Linked DNA regions of Mus musculus: region 2 is linked to region 1. Evidence: chromatin loops called from intact Hi-C (ENCODE). Cell type or tissue: gastrocnemius. All regions are shown on one strand. Each heading gives the region's core, and the rest is flanking DNA. Links, peaks and the distances in the headings are about the cores only. Region 1 overlaps U2surp (U2 snRNP-associated SURP domain containing). Region 2 holds the start of 1700065D16Rik (RIKEN cDNA 1700065D16 gene).

What was found. Peaks named below come from ENCODE experiments on the same cell type or tissue, not always from the same donor. Only the 100,000 strongest peaks of a DNase experiment are listed, where the experiment ranks them.
Region 2: it touches region 1 in a loop (4-fold over the local background); 18 of 42 quality-filtered maps call a loop at or near these places.

The regions. Positions count from the first base shown.
Region 1 is chr9:95,495,872-95,498,785 of GRCm38, forward strand. U2surp (U2 snRNP-associated SURP domain containing) reads right to left here. Exons shown (of 28, transcript NM_001357974.1): 4 at 1-62. Among named protein-coding and RNA genes, the nearest start is that of U2surp, 15 kb to the right of the region's middle. In gastrocnemius, for the core only: no CTCF peak of the experiment used is centred there; no DNase peak of the experiment used is centred there; H3K27ac peaks cover 990 bases.
Region 2 is chr9:95,856,217-95,859,130 of GRCm38, forward strand. It overlaps 1700065D16Rik (RIKEN cDNA 1700065D16 gene), which reads right to left and starts at 1,666. Exons shown (of 2, transcript NM_001271569.1): 1 at 1,291-1,666. The coding sequence starts at 1,540. Atr (ataxia telangiectasia and Rad3 related) reads left to right here and starts at 1,381. Exons shown (of 47, transcript NM_019864.1): 1 at 1,381-1,567. The coding sequence starts at 1,509. In gastrocnemius, for the core only: no CTCF peak of the experiment used is centred there; DNase peaks (open chromatin) are centred at 1,407 and 2,163; H3K4me3 peaks cover 1,768 bases; H3K27ac peaks cover 1,514 bases.

The DNA of each region.
Region 1 (2,914 bases), core at 326-2,825:
GTTCGCTTTGCTGTGCTCATTTTTCCAATACTGAATGCTTTAAGCTTGTTTTCTAGAAGAGGCTATAAAAAAAAGCAAAGAGATTATTTTGTCGTTACATACAAATTTTACTGTTACCTATAAGTGTAACGTACTTTAATGATAACTTCATCTTTAGAAGTAAAGTACCCATGCAAAGAAAAACTGGCACACTCCAAACTTAGATCTCAGGCATCATTCTAATGTAAATAGATAGTAATTAAGGGATGCTTTTTATTTCCGAACTCAAAGTCAGTTACAGGCAAGAGCCATTTTTTAAAGGGAAATAAAGGTTAAAAACCAAAGAAATAAAAAACAAGGCTTAGGAGAAAAGAAAGCACAGAGGAGGGCAAATAGACACTGCAGGAAAGGCAGCAGCTATGACAGGAAACACCCTCAAATGGGAGGATTAAAATCACATCACATCCGTAATTAAGTACCTCATTTATCAAAAACACTGATATAAACATAATTTCATTTTTTATTGAGAATGTACCATCTACTTTGCATTCAGATTTCAGCATATATAAATCTTTATAATATTTTTGAATATACATGATCATTCCTAATCTGAAAATCTAAAATCTGAAACACTTAACACCACAAGTGGAACATTTTATATCTGATCTCAAAGAACAGGTTGCAGTCAAATTTCAGGTGTAAAATACTGTGCAACAAATTACCTTTGGGCTATATGTGAAGCTATACATAAGAAAGAGATGAGTTTTATGTTTAGTCTTGGGTCCTATGCCCAAGATACCTCATGTATATGAAAATATTCCAGAAGTCAAAATCTTAAATAAAAAAAGGAAAAAAACAATAAACATGCCAAGCAGTTCAGATAAATGAGTCAATTTATACAAGAAAACTGTGCCTGGCAGCACTAAGTAAACACACTGGGTTTAAAGAATAGAGTGGGATTCTTTCTTCCCTCTTCCTTCCTGCCCCTGTCCACTGCCATCTTCACAACACTGCCAAGCTAAGATGTGGACCAAGCTCAGGAGCTGCCTCTGTCTGATAGAGCAGCTCTCAGCCTCACAGAAGCTTCTCCTTGCAACAGTGAGAGACCACTGCAGAAACTACAACTGTTCAAAATACAGGGACTAACTAACTAACTGATTGAGGGGCACTAAAACACAACTGAAAGAGCAGATCTTAAGAGCCAGAGACCAGGAAGTCTGCTGATAGACTGTCTCCTAGAAATGACAGCCATGAAACCTTATATGGCTGCCTAAACATGACCTGAAATAACACCACCAACAGACATGCTAAAGTGGAAGAAGGAAATCTCCAGTGGCCCTACCTCTAGACAGAAGCCAGGCAACTAAAGACTGCTGAGAAGGAGATTTAGTCTTCCCCAGGGATGAGGCCCACAACTGGTTATACAATACCAAGAGGAAAGCCCTGAAATCATACATACACAAGCAACACTAAAACAACTCAGCAGCTTGTACTTAGTCATTTATGTGTATATATGCATATACATATATATATGTACACATATATATACACACATATCAATAATAATAAAAGGGGTGTGATTTGAGAGGAAGTCAGGAGGTGGGAACACAGGAGGGGATAGAGGAAGGAACTAGAAGGGGGAAATCATGATATAATTTTATTTAAATTTTTAAACATTAAGGAAAAGTACATGAAGTTGGGGGGAAAGGGGGATGTAAGAGGGATTGAAAGGGGAAGAATGGAGGGTGGATTTGATCAAAATCCATTTATATAAATGAAATTCTCACGTATTTTAAAAGAATTAATTATAAAGACAGGAACTCTTAATGTAGACCAGGATAGCCTTGAATTCACAAAGATCTTTTTTTGTTTGTTTGTTTTTTGTGTGTATGCATATGAGAGACAGGGCTCGTGTGCCAGAGCATATGTGTGAAGGCCAAAGAACTTAAGCTAGCTAGTTCTCTTCAGCCATCATGTAGGTCCCAAGCAGCAAGCTGGGGTGTCAGGTTTGATGGCAAGAACCCTTACAACTTGAGCCACCTAACCAATCCAAAGAAACATTTTACTGAAGCCTTCATTATTACAATTTAGAAAGTTTCCTTCTAAAATCTGATCTAAATAGTCTATAGGCCTTTAGTTGTTTCATGTTACTCGGGATTCACAAATGTAAAAGGTAGGGCAGTTAATTAAATACAAGCCTAAAATACTGAAATCTTAAGTTTTTCTCTTCCTTACTAAAATAAGAAGCTAACAAAGTACTTTGGAAGGATATTATGGTGAGAAACATTGAGGCCACCTATTTTGAAGGTTACATTAAAAGCCCTCTGTGAAAGATAATCAGTTAATAACACAAAAGTCACTTCTCTTTCTCTCTCCCTCTTTTAAGATTTCTATTTTCTGAGTGTTTTGCCTGCACATACTCAGGTGCACTATGTGTGTGCCTGGTGCACAATGAGACAGAGGAGCATGTCAGAGCCCCTGGAAATGCAGTTACAGAGAGTTGTAAGTCACCTGTGGGGTACTGGGAACTAAACCTACAGTCCTGGGCAAAAGTGCTCTTAACCACTGAGCCATCTCTCCAGCTCCAACAATCAAATTTTCAAACAGATTCAAAATCATCTTTTCCTCAGAAAAGAAAAAATGTCTTGCCATCATTCACTGTAATTATAGTTAGCTTCAAATGAAGACTACGTTGAAACTGAAGGAAAAACACAATTCTAAGAAACTAAATGTATAGCCAGGCATGGTGGCACACACCTTTAATCCCAGCAGTCGGGAGCCAGAGGCAGGCAGATCTGAGTTCAAGTCAGCCTGGTCTACAGAACAAGTTTCAAGACAGCCAGGGCAATAGAGAAACCCCTTCTCAAACCAAGATGGAGGAAAAATAGAAGGAAGTAACAAAGAAAGGAGAAAGAAGAAGAAAAAAGAAAAGAAA
Region 2 (2,914 bases), core at 277-2,776, 360 kb after region 1:
TGTATCACTAAGGCTGTCCAGATAAATGGCTGCCAGCTTCCTTTCATTCTGATTTGCACCCCCCTCCAAACTCAAGGGTAGCTTTGACTAGCTCTTGCTATTGTTTCAGACTGTGCCTCACCATGTAACCTAAGGCGGCTTAAGCTGGTTACCATGCTGCCTCCGCCTCTAAAGTGCTAGAATTATAGCCATGTAGTGCTGTGGCCAGCTTATTGTCACTCTGTGGAGAGCTATCAGTACCTCCCTACCACTTACCGACACTGGGTGATGGTGCTGTCCCTCAGTTGTGTTGGATCATATTCACAGATAGCCTAGGACATATGTGGACTGCCCATGGTGGCCCACCAACGGCACTGGGAGGAGAGGGGGTGGTATTGGAATGTAAAGTGAAAAACAAATAATTGTTTCAAAAATTGCTTTTTGGATTAGATTTGCCAGAGCTCTGCTGTTTGGGGTCCTGCACTTCAGAACTGCAGTGCTACTCAGTGATGAATTACATACTGGGTTGTTGTTGTTGTTGGTGGTGGTGGTAGTGGCTTTTGGTTTTGTTTTGTTTTTTGAGACAGGGTTCCCCTGTATCCCAGACTGCCCTTGAGCTCATTATAGAGCTAAGGATGGCTTTGAACTCTTGATCCTTCTGCCTCTATACCCAAAGTAAGGGGATTGTAGGCATGTGCAACTATGCCTTCTTTTTTAAAATCGTTTAACTGTAGTTTGTTTAGTACTCTAGGTCCTCTGTGCCCGAGCCTCACGAGCTAGGTTAGTGCTCTTCCACTGGACTGTGCCCTCAGCTCTGTCATTATTGTCATCTTTCTCAACATGATTTCAAAATAGCTAGCTTTTCTTGCTTTTTAGCAGATACACTATTTTTCATAGTTGCCTGTCCTATGTTAGGTTTCTATTGCTGTGATGGAACACAATGATGGAAAGTGACCTGGGAAGGAAAAGGTTTGCTTCAGCTTAAAGTTCCTCGTCACAGGGCATCACTGAAGGAAACGGGGCAAAGGGATGGGTGTTCAAAGTACAGCTTTGCAGTCAGAGCGCATCTGGCTGCCATTCCACCACTTTTTAATTTTATTTTTGGAGGTTGTATCAATAATTACCCTTGTGTCCTAAACAGCAAATGTAAGGATTACTGCATGGCCTTACCTAGTTAAATATGCCATTCGAACATAGTGAAATATCTAACTTTGTTGGGTCGTCAGGTCCCTCTCCGACCCAGATCCTAGCTTACGGCTTCCCTGAGCATCCAGGTTTGAGCAAAAAATACCCGTGGAGTAGGTCACGCACTCGCCTGGGAGGGAAAGTGGGCGGGCACGTCCGCTGTCGGCTCCGCCCCTGTCGCCTCTGGGATTTCCCCAGGGTTCCAACCGCAACCGAGAGCGGCTTCCGGGAGGAGAATTTTGGACCTCGCGGGGCTCCGTCGACGCTCCGCCCTCTCCACCGGAGGCGGCTGTGGAGAAGCCCGGCGCCGGCGGCGGCTGTTTTGAGAGCCGCTCGGTGTCACCATGGGCGACCACGGGCTGGAGCTGGCGTCCATGATCCCCGCCCTGCGGGAGTTGGCCAGGTAGGGCCGCGCGTCGTCGCCAGCTTCGAGTCGCCGGGTCTCCTCGGCCCGCGCCGCGGCCTGTGGCCGCCGTTCCCTCCCTCACAGTGGCAGTTGGCCGGAGCGCCGTGGCGACCCACGTGCCGGGGTGACCGTGGCAGCCGCGGCTCGGCTCGCGGGGAGCCAGTCCACGCGAGCTGCTTCCCGCTTGGCCTCGAGAAGGGTCTCTTCTGGCCATCTTACCACACTCGTTTGCTTCCCGAAAACTTCCCCCGGGTCCTGGTCCTTTGGTCGTTGTTGACGGAATCCATTGGCTGAGGTTTTGTTTGGGAATCACGGCCCCGCTTCTGAGGGAAGCGCGGCGGTTTCTCCTCCGAGAGAGGCCGAGCGTCGGCCAGCCCGCTACTCTAGTCGGAAGTCCCCGGGACTGGCCACGGGTCCACGGAGTCCAACGTGCACAGCGTCCCCCAAACTAAAACACGCGTTGGTGTTCATCTGCAGTTGCCTCTTTGAGGCTCGCCGCCTTCAATCCCAGAATTTGGGTGGCAGAGGTGCCCCTAGGCCAGCCAGGACTAAATAGTGAGACCTTGCCTCTGGAAAGACAAAGACAAGAGAAAAAAGGGGGTGGGGGGAAGCAAACCCCTTGTTTCTGTCAACCTCGAGAGTCAAAGGAGAACCGGGTTCCAATCAGAAATTAGCGCTTGCCACGCCCCTTCTGCGCTCTAGGTTTTCCTCTGTCAGGACACCGCAGCCATTGAGTTCTCAAGTCGGTTCTCTCAGGCTGGAAAGTTTGCACGTAGAGTTAGTGCTGACCTTAAGTCTGTGAGCTATCAGTTTCCTTTTAGTTTTGCACCGCAGCGATGTTCATTTCCTCCTGTTGGCCATACCAAAAACCGAAAACCTAAATTAGAGGATAAATGAAAAGACCACTTTTGTACTGTCTGAAGGGTTTTTTTGTTTGTATGTTTGTTTTTTTACTTTGCATGAATGTGGCAAATAGACTTTGTGGGAGCAAAAAAAAAAATCATTAAAAATTTGAATTTAGTAATTTCTGTCTAAAAGTATATGAGATAAAGTGATTTTGGAAAACTGATAATACAAATTTTGTCATCACTGAAATTCTGGAAGGCAGGGACCAACACCTGAGGTTGTTCCCTGTCCTTAACTCATGTACCGTGGCACAAGAACCTATATTCATATGTACATACATACATATATATCTCACATGCGCATACAGACTTTTTAAAATGATTAAAATTTTAAGTTTAACAGCTATTAATATATTAAAAACTTACATAATTCAACAATAAAAAAGTTTGATGAAAAAAATGAATAAGGAAATTGAGATTTTTCTCCAGAGAGAATATA